Regions from separate parts of the Homo sapiens genome. Here region 1 is linked to region 2. Evidence: read pairs that join two places in POLR2A ChIA-PET (ENCODE). Cell type or tissue: OCI-LY7. All regions are shown on one strand. Each heading gives the region's core, and the rest is flanking DNA. Links, peaks and the distances in the headings are about the cores only.

The links. ChIA-PET counts read pairs that join two places held together with the same protein. Peaks named below come from ENCODE experiments on the same cell type or tissue, not always from the same donor. Only the 100,000 strongest peaks of a DNase experiment are listed, where the experiment ranks them.
Region 1: POLR2A ChIA-PET joins it to region 2 with 6 read pairs; 2 of 35 experiments call an interaction of 5 or more read pairs at or near these places.

Annotation. Positions count from the first base shown.
Region 1 is chr10:88,828,856-88,839,660 of GRCh38, forward strand. ANKRD22 (ankyrin repeat domain 22) reads right to left here. Exons shown (of 6, transcript NM_144590.3): 2 at 2,980-3,171. Among named protein-coding and RNA genes, the nearest start is that of ANKRD22, 18 kb to the right of the region's middle. RefSeq lists an enhancer at 7,095-7,244. In OCI-LY7, for the core only: no CTCF peak of the experiment used is centred there; a DNase peak (open chromatin) is centred at 5,056.
Region 2 is chr10:88,695,896-88,706,700 of GRCh38, forward strand. It overlaps LIPK (lipase family member K), which reads left to right and starts at 10,354. Exons shown (of 10, transcript NM_001080518.2): 1 at 10,354-10,425. It also overlaps the pseudogene NAPGP1. RefSeq lists an enhancer at 6,934-7,783. In OCI-LY7, for the core only: no CTCF peak of the experiment used is centred there; no DNase peak of the experiment used is centred there.

The DNA.
Region 1 (10,805 bases), core at 3,608-6,107, 130 kb after region 2:
AAGGAAAAGCTAGGGAAGGGCTCCTGGGAGTCAACAAAGGTGAAATGTACACAGCAGAGCTCATCAGAAGACAGATTCTTATACCCACTTAGTTTTTGGAAAAAAAGATACACTGAGATATAAACTTAGGACTGAATTTACTATGAAAATTGATAGTTATCCCTTAATCATCTACCATGTGTACGATTATCCATTTTGTGGTTTGTTCATAGGAAAACTCTTAACCACATGGCTGTTTTTCATGTTCCTTCATGTGCATAGTCTAGAAGAATGCATATAACTCAATTTTATTCTTCAAATATGTGAATACTTATCAGGTAATAGATGTCAGCTTCCAAGGGTTGTGGGAGATGTGAACTCTTAGGGCCTCATAATCAAAGATGGACAGAAATATGCACAAATAAATATAAGGCAAAACAGAAGGTGGTAATTGGAATACCAATCAAATCAGTAAGAGGAGAGGGAGCCCAAGAGAAAGAAAGGAGGTTAGTTTCCACTTATGCAAGGCACTGTACCTAAATAAGAACACTTTTTGTTTTTCTAATATGAAGGCATTTATATTTTCTGTAAAAAAATTTTAGAAACTAGAGAGGAACATAACGATAGAATTTTAAATTGCCCATTATTATATTAAATGGTCCAGAGTTAACTGTTGACATTTTGTTGTATTTTCTTCCAGTCTTCTTAAATGCATAAATGTGGAATTTTGAAATGTAGAATGATATTGCATATGCAATATCATATCTTGCTTTTTTCAGTTCAGAAACGTATATTTAGAATATGTACATTTTTCCATGCAATTCAATATTTTTAAACATATGATTGTAATGGCTGCATGGCTTAGTATTGAGTGGAACTACTCTGATGTATTTAGCTAAGCCCTGCCTTTTGAACATTTCATGGTTTTTGAGGGTTTTGTTTTTGTTTTTGTTTTTCTGTGAGACAGGATCTTGCTTTGCCACCTAGGCGGGAGTGCAGTGGCACAATCCTAGCTCACTGCAGCCTTGACTTCCTGGTCTCAAGCGATCCTTCAACTTCAGCCTCCAAAGTAGCTGGGACTACAAACATGTGCCACCACACCTGGATAATTTTTTACTTATTATTATTTTGTGTAGAGATGCGGGGGTCTTGCTATGTTGCCTAGGCAGGTCTTGAACTCCTGGTCTCAAACTATCCTTCCACCTTGGCCTCCCAAAATGCTGGGATTCCAGACATGAGCCACTGCACATGGCCCGTTTCAAGTTTTAAACTTTTCATTTTTATAAATAATATTGCCTGAACCTGCTCATTCATAAATTTTTGTCAACATTTCCAAATTTGTCCTTTGCCTACATTTCTAAAAATAGAATTCCTGGCATAAAAAGTATTAATGCTTTTCATATTGCGCTATCAAATTGTGTTCTAATAAGACAATAATAACTTAAACTTTCTGATCAACATTTGTTTTCTTTTTTAATCTTGGTCAGTTTGACAGACAAAAACAAGGATCTTTATGTTTTAATTTAATTTGCTATCAATAGAATCCATAGGCTTGTGCTTCTGAATCTCCAGCAGAGCTTTTTGTTTGTTTGTTTGTTTTTAAGGTGTTTGTTTGTTTAGTGTTTCTGGAAATAATTTATAAACAGATTTCAGACATGAGAAATCACAGGTTCAAATTATTAATGTACAAATATTAATATTTGGAGAAAATAAAAATATTAAATGCTAACATTAGAAACATTTGAAAGTGGAAAATGCAAACCAAAAACTTCTACTGATAAAATCTATTAATCTAATGTATCCACTAAAGTCTTTTTCATGGTTTTTATGATACCAGAAAATCCCAGCAGGCTGGCTGAGGCCCTCCTCTTCTGCAAAGCGGAGATAAAAGTGTCTCCTCAGCCTTGCCCATGGGCTAACGTCTCCTCCCTCAGTTTCCTAACGAGCGCACCTCTTAAAAGAGCGCAGGAACCCACAGACATCTGTCTTCTGGCACTACCACTCACTGCAACTCCACATATCTGGTTTCACAGCAGTGATCTACAGAGATCCTATTATAGTCCACGATGTTGCATATCTGTTCCATTCAGCACAGGCATGACTTGCTTTTAATCGCAACCAAACCAAAAATAGTAAGCATAAATAAAAAAGTCCAGTAATGATCAATTTTCTGATAATACATTGTTACTCCTGATGAGCTAGTCTCCAAATGACTTAGAAGGGGCAAGGGGGGATTTCCAGTGTTTTCTCGCCTTGAATGCATATAAGTGGGTACAGGACAGTCATAATGATTGCAAAAAAATGGCTTAATATTTATTCAGTGTAATTTAAATATTGCCTTCACTACGATGCAAATGCTAGATGTTCAGAAAGGGCTCCACAAGGATTTTCACAGCAATACACACATATTCTTCTCTTTCTTGGTCCTGAAGGCTCCAAAGTAGCTAATATTGCATCTTTAAATATATTCTTTACACCTTTTTGTGTGACTTCAAGTAACCTCTGGCTCATGAGCTTATTTGTCCTTGGTAAATTTCTCAATAGTACTCTTTCATTCTACAAGAACACTATAGGATCCTCTGGAGATCAGGACATTAATATAGCAGGTAAAAATCTAACTAATGAAACAGCATTTCTTTTCCAAGAAATCTTTGCCATTGCTTCTGTGTTAGTAATGAGAAAGAGGGGAGAGGAAGAAAGAGGAGGATGAAGAGAGGAAGAAGGAAAAGAAAGAAGCTCTATCCAGCCAAATAAGTGAACCAGAGGTAAAAAGACATAATTTATCACAAATTATGCCTGCTGATTGAACTATGTTTTATTTTGCTGTTTAGCCTAATAAAATGTCCTTGGTATGTGTCAGTCTTTCTAAAGTAGGCTAAGATAATTGTTCGTATTAGGAGCTGCAAGCAATTTAAAAAATGACATGCACCACTTCTAGTGATTCAAAGAGAAAAGAATTATCATGAACAATTACACTCTCCATTCATGTCATGACCTCACCTGGTTTTTGAGGTTGACATTAGCATTTCTTCTTAAAAGGAAGGAAACGATTCTCACATGCCCTCGCCTGCAAGCACAGATCAGGGGCGTGTCTCCATTAAAGCCATCTTGAACGTTGGCATAGCTGCTGTCTTCTTTCACCCACCGCCACACTTGTCCAAAGTCATTCTGATAGGCTGCTTGGCAGATGGGCTGGGTCGGGAAAAACAAAAGCAGGTTTTGAAATACTGGCATAATTAAACCACAAAAACGAAAAAAAAGTCATAACCCAATACATTAAAATTTAAATGTTTTAAAATTGTAATATATTGCTTTGCAGGTGAGATTTTTTGGTCTCAGTTATGCCTAGCTTTAAGTCTAGATCAAGAATTAGCCCATGAGGAACCTCCTACATTTTCCTAAGTTTTCTTGGCACACACTTATGTCCATCAAATGGATGAATAAATAAATGAAATACTACAAATTCAACTCAGTAAGGAAACTATGTATAGTGCTTACAGGTAGGTGGGCCTGTCGGAAAAGCATTCATTTTCTTTACTAAAGATAAAATACCTTTATCTTTATCTTTACTAAAGACAAAATACCTTTATCTTTATCTTTACTAAAGACAAAATACCTTTATCTTTATCTTTACTAAAGATAAAATATCTTTATCTTTAGTAAAGACAAAATGTCTTTATCTTTATCTTTACTAAAGATAAAATGTCTTTATCTTTATCTTTACTAAAGATAAAATAGAAAACAAGCATATGGGGAGGAGTTTAGGGCAGTACTAGTGATGAAATAAGACCTACATAGCACCCTGTATTCAAGGAGCTCAACAGAGCAGAAAAGACAGTTTTTTAGGCAAATAATATACAAATTATATGGTTAACTACACTTGATTAGATGCTGTTTATAAAAAGCATTATACAGAGCTTCACAAGGCACCATGGGAGTTTAATAGCAAGACTTCAGGTAGCATGATCTTGTCCTCTTTCCCTCCTCTGCTCCAGCCTTTCTCGACTTCTGTTCTTCAAAGTTTGGTTGAACCAAACCATGTTTGGTACCTTCCATCTGGGCTTCTGCCCTGAATACTCTCTCTGCATAAAACACACCACCTGCCTTTCTTCTGAATAACACCTAGCTCACCCTTCATGTCATAATTTAATTTTCATTTTATCCAAGAAGTCTTTTCTTACTCCCAACATTCAGTATCTCTCCCTCACAGCAACTGACATACTGTAATTCTTTTCTTAATTATGTACAATCATGTATTTAGGGCTAGCATGAATCAGGAGAGGTTTGAGGCAGTGCTGAGAAGGAAGGCACTGAAGTTCAGGCCGTAAACCCCATTTTATTTACTGCTATTTCTCCAGCATTCAACACAGCACTCAGCACATGGGAGGCAAACACTGAATATTTTTAGACTAATCTTCAGATGATGTCTTTTAAAAAGCATTTAGAGTAATACCTGGCATATGGATGGTGCTTAGTGTATGAAAGTTATCATTATTGCAATTGTCATTCTTTAATAATCAAGTCAAATCCCTGCTGTGTGCCAGTCACAGGTACCAGAGAATAAAATATGTTATCTTATCCATGTAAAATGTATCTGTCAAGTGGGGAAATAGGACAGAGACACACATACACAGAGTAAATGACAAGAAAAAAATTTTTTGGTATGGGTAGGTACATAAGCACCTGTGGAAACTGGGACGTATCAAGGGGAAAGTCAAGTGGGTGTATTTGCTAATAAACTGAGGTTCTAACATAGCCAAATATCACAATAAGTGAACTATGTTATACTCTTAAACCTAAAGGCCTACTCATGAAAGAAACATCCTAACAGAAAATTAACTCAGCAGCAATTAAAGGCAAACTTCTGTACCTTAAAAATGAAATGAACATGATACATGGGCTTTAAGTTTCACTAGAAATGCACAATTTCACAAATCACCTATTCTGTTATCCTGAAGTCTTCCCTTTACTAAGCTTTCCAACAGTTGGGCACTTCAGTGTCTCAGCATACTGTGTGGCTGATGCAGAAAGGACTGGGGCAGTTGAAACACTTGTCTCATGTCAGAAAAACAGGATGTAATTGTGGCTCTGTTACTACCTCCCCCGGTGACTGTGGACAATTCACTTCCCTACTGTATCTCAGTGTCCTCAGTCATTAAATGAAGGAGTAAGGCAGAAGTTCCCTTGGGTTTTCATATTCGATTATTTCTGGGACTCTAGTCTCAACCAACAAATCTTCCACATCACTGCTGGAGTCCAGGGTTATGTCAACACAATAGTGCTTAAATAAAACCTTCAGTGACTTGCCATTGTCCTAGCAGCAATGCCCAGTCATTTGGAGTTCAAAAATAAGTAAAACAAAACTAAATGCAACAAGACAGTGTTAAGTCACCAACTCTTAATTTTTCAATTAAATGTATTTAAAACAATACTATTATTTCATAAAAGATATTTTAACAAATACAAAGATAAATGAAGGGTATTTTAACAAAATATGTAAGAATATAATCACCAGGGGGAAAGCAGTTCTTTATATTGGGTAGATTTAGTTAGCTTTATAGAAAAATTCATTTTATTGTCCTTTTAAAAGATTTTACCATAAACTAGTGAAAATTTAATAATGGAGTGATTAGCAGTGAGCACTACTCATCAAGCATTTGGAAATTGGTGGTCTACCATGAATAGCTTGGAAACAAGTGGCTTTAGAGCTCTTTTTCTCTTTTCTCAAATATTTAAATAACTTAACAACATTTAAAAAACTAGAATATTTCATGTATTAATCTGGCTTTCCAGCTTCTCTTTAAAAATGGAAAGTTTTGGCTGGGCGCGATGGCTTACGCCTGTAATCCTAGCACTTTGGGAGGCCGAGGTGGGTGGATCACCTGAGGTCAGGAGTTCGAGATCAGCCTGGCCAACATGGAGAAACCCCATCCCTATTAAAAATACAAAAATAAAAAAATTAGCAGGGCATGGTGTCTGGTGCCTATAATCCCAGCTACTCTGGAGGCTGAGACAGGAGAATCGCTTGATTCGGCAGTGAGCCGAAATCGCGCCACTTCATTCCAGCCTGGGCGACACAGCGAAACTCTGCCTCAAAAAAAGAAAAAAAAAGAAAGAAAAAAAAGAGAAAGTTTTGCTAACACTGGGCCCATATTCCTGTAGGATACCAAATAACTGGTGCTTAGTGGCAGTGACTCCAATTCTCCACAGTCCCCACCACTCGCCATCACATTACACTGGTTCTCTTCACTCATCTATGTTACCTGCCTGGTAACATAGACCTCCAGGAGCTCTCTGCTTAGGCTTCTCAAAGTCTTTACTAAGAGCTAACTAAAAAGAAGAAGAGGAAAAGATGGGGAGTTGTTCTGCAAGAGTCACTCAGTGCTTTTGAGGGCTTTCTCAACCCCATTTGAGCAATATTATGTAAAATACTAACCCTATCTTTAGTCTTTCTTAGGCTTCCTAGATCCAAGACACAGAGTTACCAGGAAGCTAAGTGTCTTCCTTCTCGGCTGAGATGCACAAGTACAGTCATACTTCACTTCACAACAGGGATACGTTCTGAGAAATGTGTTGTTAGGTGATTTTGTCATTGTGGGAACATCACAGAGTTTACTTACACAAACCTAGATGGTAGAGCCTATTACTAATATGGTATAGCCTGTGGCTTCTAGGCTAAAAACCTATACAGCATGTTACTGTACAGAATACTATAGGCAGTTGTAACACAATTGTAAGTATTTGTGCATCTAAACATAGGTGAACATATAAAAATATACAGTAAAAATATAGCGTAAAAGATAAAATGGTACACCTGTATAGGGCAGCTCCATTATAATCTTATAGGAACACTGCTGTATATGCTGTTCATTGCTGATCGTGACATCATGTGGTGCATGACTATAATTTAATGTGAGAGTCGCACTAACGCTGAAGACTCCATGCTGTTATGAACTTGCGGTTTCCACTAGGGGGCAGCGCAGCGTAAGAAAAGCACTGACAGCGGGCAGAAGGGAAGTCCAATAGAAAGTGCTGGTTCACAAGCCAGGTATGAAAAAGAGAAGAGGTTGTCCATTTGGGTTGCTGGAAAAGCTATCATAAACCCCTTTTAACCCCTTAAGCTCTGTAATTTGGGGGCACCCTGGGTGTAGAAGAAACACACTTGGGAAATTATTATAATAACTCTATCCCCTAATAGTCTCAGAACCCTTCTGTCCATCCTCACTGCTAAAGTACTGCTTCAGATCTTCATCATTCTCACCAAGACTATTGCACACAATTCTTTCAATCTCACGTGTTCCATATGCCGTTTTTACAACTTCATCTCCTACCACTGTCTTATCCACACCCTTGATCTAAATAAAGGTATGTGTGTTATTAACAGCCATCTCCCCAGCTAGACTGTAAGCTATATAAGGGCACTGTGACTACATGAGGCTACATTTTGTCTGTACTGATTCATCATTGTACCCCCATAACATAGTGCCTGGCACATGGTAGGCATTCAATATGTACTTAGTGAGTAAATAAGAGAAGGAAGAAATTATAAGATGAGCTAACAGTTATTGAGTAGCTCAGTTATTCTATATTAATCCTCACAACAACCCTCTAAAGTAGTATTAATATACCTGTTTTGCACAGATGAAACTAAGGGAAATTGTTTTCCTTGCCCAAAGTGACATAGTTCACAACTGGCATGGCCAAGAGTCAAATCAAGGGGAATGACTGCAGAATGCGTACATTCTATCTCCAATCACTTTAGTCTTAAAAATCAGCCTTCAAAATGTCTTCTGGCTACAAGACTTCGCATTTGATATTTGTGTCCAAAATTAAGCTACAGTCTGTATTCGGGATATTGATCTGTCCACTTGTGGCACTGACTTGCTGGTTATACTGGTTATACATCCAGACTCCTTCTCCAACCTGACCTAGAATCAGCAATATCCACCAAGAGATAAGAAGTGTCATCAGAGAGTCTGCAGAAGAAACAGAAAAACGTTAAGACTCAAAGGCAAAGAAGTGAAAGTTTCAAGAAGGAAGACAAAGATCATTGAATGTGATCATTAGCAGCCATGCAGAGGCCAATTTTCATACAGTGATGGGGCTGAAGGAAGAATACAGAGGCCTGAGCACATTGTCTATGAAGAATTAGAGGATGCAATTGGAGAGGAATTGTAGTCAGTTTGGCAGTGAAAAAGCTGTTAGGGAAAGCTAGAGACTTCAAAGAGGGGGGTAGCAGTGTCCAGCCAACGTTCCACACGTTTGTAGGCAAAGTGGTGTCATCAAGTGGTTACAAATCCAGGCTCTGGAAACAAACTCTCTGGGTTCCAATCTCAACTCTGCGACTTAACAGCTATGTTATTTGGACAAGTTACCTAGACTCTTCATGCTAAGTTTCCTTCTGCTTTTGATAATCATGCCTTCTTTATAAGTTTCAGAAAGAATTAAATGTAACTGTGCAGATGAAGCACTTAGCTCAGATCTGAGTCACAGTAAACCCTCAATTAATGTTAGCTACTCTTATAATTATTAAAGCATAAGGAGCCAATGAAGATGGACAGGAGTGGTTATGAGAGGGTAGATAATTGATCAAAGAGAGTGAAGAGATGATAGGATAGAGAGCATTAAGATGGAAACATTAGTCTCCTACATAGAAGGAAAATTCTGGCTCTAAGGCCAAAGCAAGGGAGAAAAGAGAGCTACATGGATGGAAAGAAGTTTAGACTGACTGAAATTTTTGCCAGAAAGTCAGAGGTTTGATCTTCATTCATTATACTACTATATATTTGTCATAAATAAATAGATACATCTAGATAACTAATATGGTTTGGCTGTGTCTCCACCCAAATCTCATCTTGAATTGTAGCTCCTATAATTCCCACATGTCATGGGAGGGACCCAGTGGGAAGTAATTGAATCATAGGGGTGGGTCTTTCCCATGCTGTTCTCATGATAGTGAATAAGTCTCACTAGATCTGATAGTTTTATACAGGGGAGTTCCCCTACACAAGCTCTCTTTTGCCAGCTGCCATGATTGACTTTGCTCCTCATTTGCCTTTTGCCAGATTGTGAGGCCTTCTCAGCCATGAGGAATTGTGAGTCAATTAAACTTCTTCCTTTATAAATTACCCAGTCTTGGGTATATCTTTATTAGCAGCATGAGAACAGACTAATCCAATAACTAAATAAATAGCATTGACATTTAAAAAGATGAATGGATTAATGACAGGAGATGTGATTGAGACAAGGGTAGATGAGACTTTTGAGCATGATGGGGAAGATTTTGGACCATCGTAATTAAAACTGTCTACATGAAATGAATAAAAATATAAAATGGCTTTGAAAACCAGGTTGTAGAAACACAGTAAGAAGATAGAGTTGACTGAGCCTGCCATGTGAGTTTGTGATTTTCTTCAGCAAACCTAGATGAGGGAAGAGTACAGAAAGTGAAGAGGGCAAGAGCAAGGATTAGGAAACATGTCTGTCAGGCAAGAGAAATGAGAGGAGAGTGGTTTACCATTAAATTCAGTCTTAATGGGCATCATATGTAAGCCAGATAAAGACAAATGAACTTGCAAAAAGAGAGAGACAAGCAAATAGAAACACAGAGAAGGATCAGAGCACAGTTCGTACATGTGGTCTATTAGAAAAGTAACCAGTTTAGAAGTTATCAGAGAGATGTTACAGATAAACTCTGTCTAGGGATGAGAAGTCAAGGGTGGCCTTGTTGGGTATCTGATTTGGAGTAGAAACACAGGTCAAGAAGGGAGAATGAAGCTTATGGATGTTGAGGTCACTGAGGATGACCCCGGGGGACAGAAAGAAAGGGGAACTTGTGTTCCAGGGAGGTGGAAGTGGGCCCTGGAATACAGTGGACAGAAGGGAGAATGTAGAGAAAGGGCCATAAGCAGAGATTTCAAGTAAGAAATTGAACCATGGTCAAAAAACAACGGTGACCAAGAAGTAGACTGAATCAGCAGCCACCATAAGAGAAGGTGTCATAATGCCCAGGAAAAGCCAGATTTCAGTGAAGGCACAGAGGAAAACAGACTAGTAGGCGAGGAGGAGATTGAAGAGAAGGAGTATTTACCAGCAGGGTGCATGAGTTCCCATGGGCTAACCTGTGAACAGCGCTCCCTAGAGCCGTGCTCTGGACAACCTGAAAAGCTAAGACACAGGATTGATAGGGCCCACTGACTAACTTTTCTCTTCAGCCTCATCTATCAATCTCCCTTTTGCTCACAACTTTGTGGTGATTTCTGGGGCATTCCAGGTTCATTTCTGTCTTCTGGCCTTTACACTTGCATGTGACCTATATGGCGGGCTTCCTGCTAGGCCAGATCAAGTATCAGCCCATGAATCACCTCCTCAGAGAGGACTTCCCTGACCACTCAGCCTCCCAGCCCAGGAACTTTCTCTCTCTCACATAATCTTGTTTTATCTTTTTAAATTGCACTAATTGGTATTGAAATGGGGTGTAATGTGCCCAAGTTCCTAGAAAGTGAGGTATCTATGACTTTTACCTGGTTTTTAAAGTGCCCCTCAGTGGGCCAACTGTGTATAAACCACTGCTGTTCTGCAAGCTCTCCCATCTCTGGTCAGGTCAATTTCCTCACTTCTATGTTTGGGCTACTGGCTTGCCATCCTTATCTTTTAAATTGTGCTATCTATTCTTCAAGGCCCATCTCATGGTTCATCTCCAAGAAATCTCTTTCATCTTTCCTACCTGCAGCAGGAAATATACAGAACCTCAAGCAGCTCATTGGCCTTAAATGAGCTAGTGGGTTAAATGTAGTCTCCTTAACTAGACTGTAACCCTCCTGAAG
Region 2 (10,805 bases), core at 3,969-6,468:
AAATTGCATTAAGCCTTTTTAATAATTTAAGAGTTGAACAATTTTCAAAGCTCATACTCCTTCAAAACATTGAATGGCTTACTTTTTTTTTAATCTATGTCCCTCAGTAAAACTGTGCTGTTTTCTACATATAGGTCACCCTCATTTTTTATTCAAGGTATTTCTAGAGATTTTGTAATATCGTTGCTAACATAAAGTACATTTTTTAGCATATATCCTAGCTAGTTATTGCTTGTTTATAACTGTGACTATCAACAGAGGAGTTTCATAATTATCAGTGGGTTTATTCAAACTGTATTCATATCACCCTCAGAGATTCTGATACATCTTCTAGAAGAGAGCCTGTATTAGTTCTCACACTGCTATAAAGAATATCCGAGACTGGGTAATTTGTGAGGAAAAGGTTTAATGGGCTCACAGTTCCACATGGCTGGGGAGGCCTCAGGAAACTTAGAGTCATGGCAGGTGAAAGGGAAGCAAGGCATATCTTCACACGGCAGCAGGAGAGAGACAGAGAGCAAAGGGAGAAGTGCTACACACTTTCAAACAACCAGATCTCATGAGAACTCACTGACTATCATGAGAACAGCAAGGGGAAAGTCTGCCCCCATGATTCAATAACCTCCCACCAGGTTGGTCTCTCCTCCAACACATGGGCTTACAATTCGACATGAGGTTTGGGTGGGGACACAGAACCAAACCATATCAGAGCTGTACCCACCCTTACTGATAATATGTCACCCTCAGGATTGGAGAGAAAAGCAATGTTAAGTTGCACTGAAGCAAAACAAGGCTATTGGGTTAAATTTTTTTCATAGAATCATTTTAATATTTTTATTACCTCTAGGAGTTTTTTTAAAAATACAGAACAATTTGTTTTCTAAAACAAAACTCAAGCATTTCCTTGAAAACGAAAAAAAATCACCTCTATTAATCAATTAGCACTCAATCTACTATGTGCAAAAAACCGTGCCAAAAGCTTTTGGAATACGCAATCCTATAGATCTGAACTTTGCCTTTGGTCAGTCAGGTTTGGGTAGGAAGTGGCACTTGAGAGTGGGTTAATTGAGCTAAGCTGAAAATAGAGCACAACATACATAAGAATGTGTATTTTTATTAACCTTATCAACAGTCTGTCCTTCTGAATACAGGCAACATATAAGTGAAAATACGATTGCCGAAGTAGCGTGTTGGGGCAGGAATAAACCTAAATTCTAAAAATTTCAGCCAAACTTTAGCTTTTCTGCATAAGTGTACCTTTTTCTGTTCTCACAAATCAGGTGCGTGTGGGAACCTTATGTTGGCCAAGGATGTACAAATGAATCATGGTCTTAAGGGTGGAAGACACTGGAAAGAGAGGTTTTACTATCTGATGTACTCCTTGGAGACAGTGTCAATAGCCCTCTACTCATTTTCATAAAGTCAGCCATGCCTGCACTTAATAATGGGTTGTCTATAAATGTGTTAACTTCTAAATTGCTACTCTGAAACTTGCAACACATTTTGCTATGAAAATGGTGCTGTAGGTCAGAGCTTTTCAGACTTTACCATGCCCAGAAATCTCCTGGAGATCTTGGTGAAACACAGAGACCCAAGTCCAGAGACCCTGATTCAGTGTATTTGTAGTGCAACCCAAGGAAATCGCATTTTAACAAGCTCCTGCTGCTGCTGGTGCTATGTCCACAGACCACAATTTGAGTAGCACTGCTCTATACAATGGCTGAATTTCTACATCATCTCACCTAAGTCTATTTAAATCATCATATACTACTATGTCATATTAATGGAATCTAAATCTGCACTAGAACTACAACAGAAAACTCCAGGAACATATATCCTTTCCAACTGCAGTCTCAGTTATAATCCCCAATGAAAACACACACTCCTACACCATCACGTGAAGCATTTCCTCCACTTCACAAGGCTTCAATCAACTATCAAAAGAGGCAGCAAAGACCCTGATAGTGACGGCTACTGGGCCCGAGTAGGAAAAAAGGATTTTGGCAACAGGAGAAGTTTAAGAAATATGTATTAGGTGGAGGAGGTGTCAGCAGCTGCCTTACTGAAGGATTAGGCAGGAGAGGAAAGACTCTTGGATTAGGGCTTCTTTTGGTGACTATCAGGTTCCATGGGACTCTAACGGTGAGAGAATGTGGCCACCAATCACAATGAACCCTCAGACAAGTGAAGTGGACCTAGAAGGAAGGAGAAATATAGGATTTCATGATATTGGCTTTCCAGAGTACCGCTCTCCCATTTCTTGTCAACTCAGCGTGTCATCTTTTCCTACCATAGTTAAATATGTAACCTAGATCTTGCCTAAAGAGGAAAGGGGACTGATATTTATTTAATATCTACTAAACATCATGCACTGTGTTAAGCACATTGTATGCATCATCGCATTCACATTTTGTCTACATTTTACAAATGAAAACCTACTGTGGAAAGAGCAAGAGCAGTTTCCTCCCTGACCTGGATGAGTGACTTTAAATAAAGTGCTTAATCTCTCCAAGCACGGGTTCTTCATTTATAAGTGAGGGCAACTATTCATACTTTGTAGGCTTGTACTAAGGACTAAAACATATAGGTCAAATCCTTAGCTCAGTGCCTGGCCCATAGTTGATGTTCAATAAATGGTAGCTACATCACTACAATTACCATAATTGTTTTTATTTCAAAAATTGCCAGAGAAGCTTCCAAAAGCTCAACTACTTTGTAAGCAACTGAGTCAAAATTCAAATCTAGGTGCTTTTTCCCAAACTTCAACTCAAGAATAATCTGCGTATTTGAGTGTGTATGTGTTCACAGTTATATATATATGTGTGTACCTATACAAATGCAATGTTCTTTATGACTTTTGGTTAAAGAACACAGTAATGTAGTAAAATTAATACTGGGCAGGAAATCAGTTCTAACCTTAGTTCTGCTACAAACCTTCAGTCAATCTTAATTTCTTAAAGTGCAAGCTTCCTTTAAATAAAGCAATATGAATACATAATCTCTAAGGACCCCAGGAGCTCTAAAATTCCATAATTCTATGAGGAAATTTCATGGAGCAACTGAAGAGATACAGACAAAGAGGGGAATAAGTGAAAATTTAATATAATTATCAACTGAATTCATTGCTTTTGAAGTGTTCTTATGACACTTATGGAATTGTAAAACTATTGAAAGTTTTATATAGTTTAATCTATTAATGATTTATTGTCATGAATTCTGCCTTAGGTATCATATTTAGAAAGCCTTTTCTCATTCTAATATAAAAATATGTACCTACATTTTCTTTGGGTTTTGATATTGTTCTGTTTGATATTTAAATCCTTAATTTACTTGTAAATTCTTTGGTATTTCAAATGGGGTATTTAGCTTTATTTTGTTTCAAATATTTAGTCAATTTTCTAATGTTATCCAAAAAATAATTCATCCTTTACCCACAAATCTTTCATTTAAAAAAAATTTTTTTAAGAGACAGGATCTTGGAGCTTCTATATAGCTGAATATCTGGACGTTCCTAGAGACTGGGGCACAAGGGAGGGCTTGGAAACTCTGTACCCCTTCTCCCTGCATACCTTTTTATCTTCATGTGATGTGCCAGGCATGGGACACAGTGATTGAAAAGTTGACATAGAGCTTATATTCAAATAAGGGAGAGAGACCATGAATAAGTAAACTGATGATGTCTGAAATGAAAATCCTATGAATAGCTGACCAGAACTCTTACTGGTCAGCTGGTCAGGGCCCAAAAGAAATAGGCTTTCTCATCCACCATGCAGGCCCATGTGGACATGGTAGTGCAAAAGAGAAATAAGGGGCTGGAGTCCCTTGGCAAAGCAGATAAATACCTGCAAACTACCTTTTCAAAATGGAAGCCAGACTGTGACGGTGCCTTTTTTGAATGTGGAAAAGCAGGGCTTCCAAGCAAGCTGGCATGATGTTGAAGGAGATGCAGAAACAACCAGTCTGCGTGATGTATCGAGAAAACAGCACCCCTGACCCAGCAACCTCAGAAGTGGTGGAGCAAGCTGGAAAGCTCATAGAAAATGTAGATCCAGAAAAGGCTGTACAATTGTATCAATAAACAGCAATGTGTTTGAAAATGTGCAATGCCTCAACAGGCAGTTGAACACTTAGGAAAAGCTTCAGGACTGCTAGTGTAAAGATGCAGGATTGATGGGGGAGCACTTTCTATTCAGAAAGAAAAATATTTTTAAGGAAATGGAGAATTATTCAACTGGTTATAAGAAAAGAGTCGCTCAAGTCTTATTTCACTTACACAGTAATGACTATGCAGCTGGGACAGTGGTGGCAGGAGAGCTCCGGCATAGCAGGAGTCCATGGAGGTGATGGCTGAGCTGTACTGGATCAGCTCCCAGAAGGGTTTGCCCAGCAAGACCAAGCTGCATTTCAGAGGTCTGCAACTCTCCACTTTTCAAGCATATTGGCAATGATTATGCTAGCCCCAGCCTGAGTTTAGGGGTTCCAGAATGGGACATCAATAAATCATCAGGAATGGTTTGCACAGCCACATGAATGTACTTAATGACACATTAAGTGTACACTTAAAGGGGGTTAAAATGATTTATTTTATGTTGTGTGTATTTTACCATAGTAAAAAAAATTAAGAAGAAGGAATAAGAGGAAGAAGAGGAGTTGGAGAGAAGAAGAAGAGGAGGAGGAAAAAGAAGAGTTAGAAGAAAAAAGAGGAGAAACAGAAGGAAAAGAGGAGGAGGAAAATGGGGGAAAATTAGCAACACCAGTCATGGCTGGTGGCATCACCTCCATGGCTGCTGTTAAGGAAGACAAATATTCAGGACTATGCTAGTATTTTGCTTTGCAAATAAATAAATAATACATAGATAACAGAAAAAGTATCACATGGCGTTTCAGGGACTTGGAATTTGTTTAAGAGTATTCCATACTTCATTGTAGCCACGGTTTGAATGCTAATACTCTAATTTTTAGTTATTAATTCCCCAAATTAAAAAAAAAGCCAGAGACAGACCTCACTCTATTACTTATCCTGTAATGCAGTGGCACCATCATAGTTCACTATAGCCTCCAACTCCTGGGTTTATGCAATCCTCCCACTTTAGCCTCTTGAATAGCTGAGGTTACAGACATGCACCACCATGCCATGCACCACCACTCCAAGCCTAGATAACTTTCTTTTTTTGTATCTTTTTTTTTTTTGGTAGAAATGGAGGTCTTGCTATATTGCCCAGGCTAATCTTGAACACGTGGACTCAAGCAGTTCTCCCATTTTGGCCTTCCAAAGTGCTGGGACTATAGGCATGAGCCACCACACCCGGCCTACCCACAAATCTTAACCAACCTTTATTGTGTTCTAAAGTCTTGGCATTAAAACGCATTTTATATTGGAAGATTTCATTATATTATTCTACCTTTGCACAGCTAGAATGAGCCCTACTTGGTGGATTATATTTGCTAATACTTAGCAATAATGCATCACAATTTATAAGTAAGCATGGTCTGTAGTTGTTTCTAACCTTCTAAATTTTTTAATATCAGGATTATTCTAGCCTGTCAGGTGCATTAGAAAATTTCATTTTTAAATCCCCCTGTAATAGATTAGATAGCATAAGAATTGTCTATTCCTTGATGACTTGATAGAACTATAATCTATAACCCCTTTAAGCATGAATTTTTCATGAAGAGATGTTTTATTGTCTTTTAAACTCAATGATTTCTTCAGGTTTTTTTTATGACCTCTGGAGTTAATGTTGATCATTTATTATTTCCCAATAAAGCCTTCCATTTCATCCAGAGCGTTTGTAAAGCTGATATGCATTAAGAATCTCTAAGAGCACAAAGTAGTTTTTTTAAACTTTTTTGTTCAAGAATATGTTGCTGTTTAATTCATTCTTTTGTACAAATATTTTTCTAAGTTAGGCACTTTGAAAAATGCTAACACACTGTCTTAAAGCATTCTCTTAAATTTGTTTTCAAATTATCTCTGCACAAAGAATTAAATTCCTTTTCTTAGTCTGAATCTTGTATATTACTTTTTCTGTTATAATTGTTAGTATTTATCCAAAGAATTATCTCTTGAACATATGTATTAATTCTTCTATTTTCCTAGATATTTTTTCTTTTAAAATATGAATTCTTAAAGACAGGCATTATAGACAACCAGTCTGTGGAGAAAATATTTTGAGAGGAGGAGGAATTTTATTTTGCCTCCTTCCATTTTATAGGAGGAACAGATTTATACCCTGTTTACACATGTAGCTTATTGGATAATAACATGAACGAATAATATTGACTTAGAAACTTTATTTGGACTAAGTTATAAATTGTATTTCTTATTATACAATAATGGGAATATAATTTCTACATTCCAAAACATGTACAGGTAGCCATTTGGACTATGAGACCTACAACAAAATATCAAGTATCTACATAGTACGGCAACCAGGCATTTGGTGCTCTATGAATTAAAGGTCTCAATGAAGGGCTATACATTATATTATTTAGACTTCATCTGCAGGTTCTCTAAGCATGTTATAATTTCTATGAATTTCAGTTTCCATACCTGTAAAATGGAGATTATACACCTACTGTGCAAAGTTTGGGTAACAATTAGAGTTAACAGATAACCTGTCTCAAGACCCTTTTCCCAGTAGCTGTGGCCTCTTAAAGCCCCTACAAAATTTGAAGAAGAGATCTTTGGGCCTTGCAAAATCCTAGGTAATTTCACTTTATCAAAAGCCAAAGCATGTGAGTGTTTTAACTCATCTGAATCATAAAATAAATCATTACGAAGAGTTAACAGTCCTTGGATTAGAATAAACTACCTTTCATTGATTTCAAAGTGCATTTTTGTTTTACATTTTTGTATCTCTACTCAGAATGCTCCTTAAAATTGATGATGTCTTAAAAATATAACTGACATTGCTTTTCTTGTCTAGGAGTATGTAATACAATGGTACATTTTACAAATGAGGACATCTTAGGGTAAAAACATACTGTAATACCTTCCTCAGTTGTTTTCCAATTTACCACCCCCTTCCTAGGAAAATCCACACGCCTTAATGAATTGCTACAGTCATTAGCAAAGGGAGTAAGTTTTGATGTTTGTCTTGTCTGTGGGCCTTGTTTCCCTCTGACTCATAAGCTCTAATATACTCCAGCCATTCAAAATACCAGGTCCACATACATAGGTGCACTTACAAAAGGTCCTCATTGCACACCATTGAAGAATCACATACCCTAAATTCGAGATTTTAAACCTCAGATACAGATAGCCTAGGTCCCTACCAACAGTCTCACAAAAAATGCAAACCTCAGGGGATGGTACTCCAAAGTAATTAACCAAAACAAGAGTAGTTGTTATGCAAATACCAAGGAATTTAATCTCCTTAAGAAAACAATAAATTCCTGGTTCAGACCTAAAGGCACAAATTTTAAAATGTGTGTAGATTACAGACTCAGCTCAGCTCCATTCTAAAAGATGCATTCTCTATAAGACCTCCCTAACACCTGGAATACAAGCAGCTGGGTAAACATCCTGGCCATGCAGTATGGGCAGCATGAGTCAGTTAGAGGGCAAGGTTCTTTCTCTTGATCCGCCCACATACCTTGGGGGTGTTAGAAGCCTTGATGGAAGTAGGAGATGAAGTGTTTCATGGAAAAACACCTACTTCCGCATGATAAGGCAAGGAGAGGGAGTGAAAGAGAAGATGGGCCCTACCCTTCTGCAGGGCCCTAAAGCCACTACCAAGACAGGAGAAGGGAAAGCCCCTTTATTTTGTGTCCTGGGATTGGAGAAATAATTTTTTAAAGACCCTAAAATCATAAATATTACTATACAAGTATGTGTGTAAACAGAGATGGATTTCTGTTCAATGAATTAAATCATAAATGAAAAGAGAAATGGCTAGGCGTGGTGGCTCATGCCTGTAATCCCAGAACTTTGGGAGGCCAAGGCAGGTGGATCACTTGAGGTTAGGAGTTTGAGACCAGCCTGGCCAACATAGTGAAACCCTGTCTCTACCAAACAGAAAAATTAGCCGGGCATGGTGGTGCACACCTGTAGTCCCAGCTACTTGGGAGGCTGAGGCAGAAGAGTCACTTGAGTCCCGGAGGCAGAGGTTGCAGTGAGCTGAGATCGCACCACTGCACTCCAGCCTGGGCCACAGAGCAAAACTACGTTAAAAAAAAAAAAAAAAAAAAACGAAAAAGAAAAGAGAAATGACAGATTGACAGAAATAGACTAGCAAACTGAGTGGGAAATGAATACTCAGCACTGTTGATGGAAGTGCATAGCCTATTTCTGGAATAATCCGGAAATATATAGTAAAATTGATCAACCATATGACCTATGACCAAAAAATTCTCATTCCTAGATGTATGGCATGCACACTATTCCATCGTGGGGCATATAAATGCTGACATATTTAATGGTGCAGAATTTAAGGGAATGAAATTATCGGTCATTGGGGAATAGGACAGTTTAAAGGTGGAGGTTTTACAGTAAGAAGTAACAAACAACATATGCTTAATGCAACATGTTGGATTCTCACAAGCCAGGCCTGCTTTATAGATGTGTGAAATATGCAACTCTAGAGGATTAGAAGGTGTGGTTAGAAGGCCCTCACACTTAGACACTTTGTTGTCATCATCTTTAAATTATTATTCATAAGAAGTCCCATATTTAAAATTTGGCACTGGGCCCCACAAATTATGGAGACAATCCAGTTCACAGGCATAATGTACAGTAAGAAAAGTAGGAAACAATGAGATTTATAATAAAATAATATATGAAAATCTCATATATGCTATATACTTTACAGTGATATGGTCACTCTTTAGGATAAACTAGAGATTGAATGAAAGTAGGGATCAGGGACAAAGGTCAAAATAAATTAAATAAAATTTATAAAAGAATAAACAAAGCAGTAAAGGGTCCTTATATGGATGAATAACCCATTCAGTGTAAAAGTGCCCCAAACTACAATGATTTGGATTTCCTGTGGGTAGGAATGCATTGCAGAAAATGTTTGGCAAAATAGTTCAAGATCAACTATGTAATAATTGAAAATTCCATCGTTTCTTTTCTTTTTTCCCCAAGAATATCTGTGTTTTCTAGTATAGAAATGTTTGTATTTGCTAGCATAGACTAGATTCCAGCAGTTTGTATATTGCCAAAACATGAACTATCTTTCCAGTTGCTATGTTTTATTTCAGAGACTCAAATTGGCATGCCAGTAGAATGTACTACATTTTAAGTGGAATTATACATTAAAAATATAAGAATATAAAACGTTTCTCATAAATCAAGTAAATCTGTAAATAATTAAGTGGTTGAAACTATTATAGTAATGGAAGCAAAGCCAATTCCAACTACAATTTCCAATCAAACTGACTCTAATGGAACCTAATTAGTAACTGACACAATCCAAAGAAACTTGAAGGTATTTAAACTAACCTCATGCCACTAAGTCCTACCTGACTAAAATGCACGTTCTGATACAAGTGTGTTTGCAATTCTTTCCTATGCTCTGCGTGTATATAGACATGTCTGAACCAATGATGAAAATTCAGGAAATAATTCAGGAATACTCTTCCTCTTCAGATTACTTTGAAGCATGGAAAATATTAGTTTTGAGATCATTTTAGAAATTTGGTTGTTTTAATTTACCCAAACTGGACTTGTAATTACCCTTGTAATTTTCGATAATATAAATGCCCACTACTGAAAATAGAGCTCTATGCAGTTCTGGAATTCCAGATTATCTGATTTCAAACTTTCATGGAGTGCAGACACAAGACAGCTTACATGGCAAGAAAGAGATTGGTTGGAGAGTAGAAAAAAAAAGCCAGTTTTGTTTTTGTTTATTTGCCTTTAGCTAGCTAGAGATCTTGAAAGAATTGGATATACTATTTCCTACCAATTCTAATGCCCAATTTACATACCAAGGTAAAAGAAATTCAGAAAAGCCAAAGCAATAATTGACAATGTGGTAGCATTAGAAGTGATGCAGCTGGATGAGGCAGGAGGATGTGGCATTTTACAGAGATGCTCGTATGACTGGGGTCATTTCATCCACCCTTGGTGGAAATTATTTTCTAAGTAGAGAGTCTCAGATTCTGCTGAGAATCTTCCAATTCATCTGACCCTTGAGGCATGGAACATGAGGATTGGCTTGGCAGGAGTGAGAATTTTAGTCTCAATCACATTCTTTTTCATCACTGGCTAAGAACTCACCTAACAAGTTTACCTTAGTAGCATCTGTTATATTTGAAACCATGATTAATCTGCTTCCAGTTGAGAAATTTCTAGTTGCGCCATCTTTTGAGCTGTTTAAAACAGAGCATGTTCCACTGACAGTTGCCTCTGGAAGGATCTGGAATGCACCTGAAGCTCCCAGGACTTGAAGACAGACCTCCAAAGACTTGGATCAGGTAATGACTTTTCATCTATTTGCAGAGCCTGGATCATAGTGTATTAGTGAGACATAGGAAACCTTCAGAGGGACAGAACTTTACATGTTGATGATGAATATTGTATTTTGATTCTATCAGGTTAAGCAAGATACAGCAAGAGTATAATGTGACAACTTCAGATGGAGAGTCTTCTAGGTATGTTATGACAAGTTTTCCCTTTCAGAAAGCTGCAGCATCTAGAAAGCAGACATCACTATATTTGAACCTCAGTGAGAGGAGGTATCACAAGTCTACACTTGGAAAAATCTAGCAATAAATAATTTTATGAACCTCTCTTTTGAGTCTTGCATCTAGGGGTTTGGGAAATAATGTTTGGATAATGTTCTCAAAACCATTTA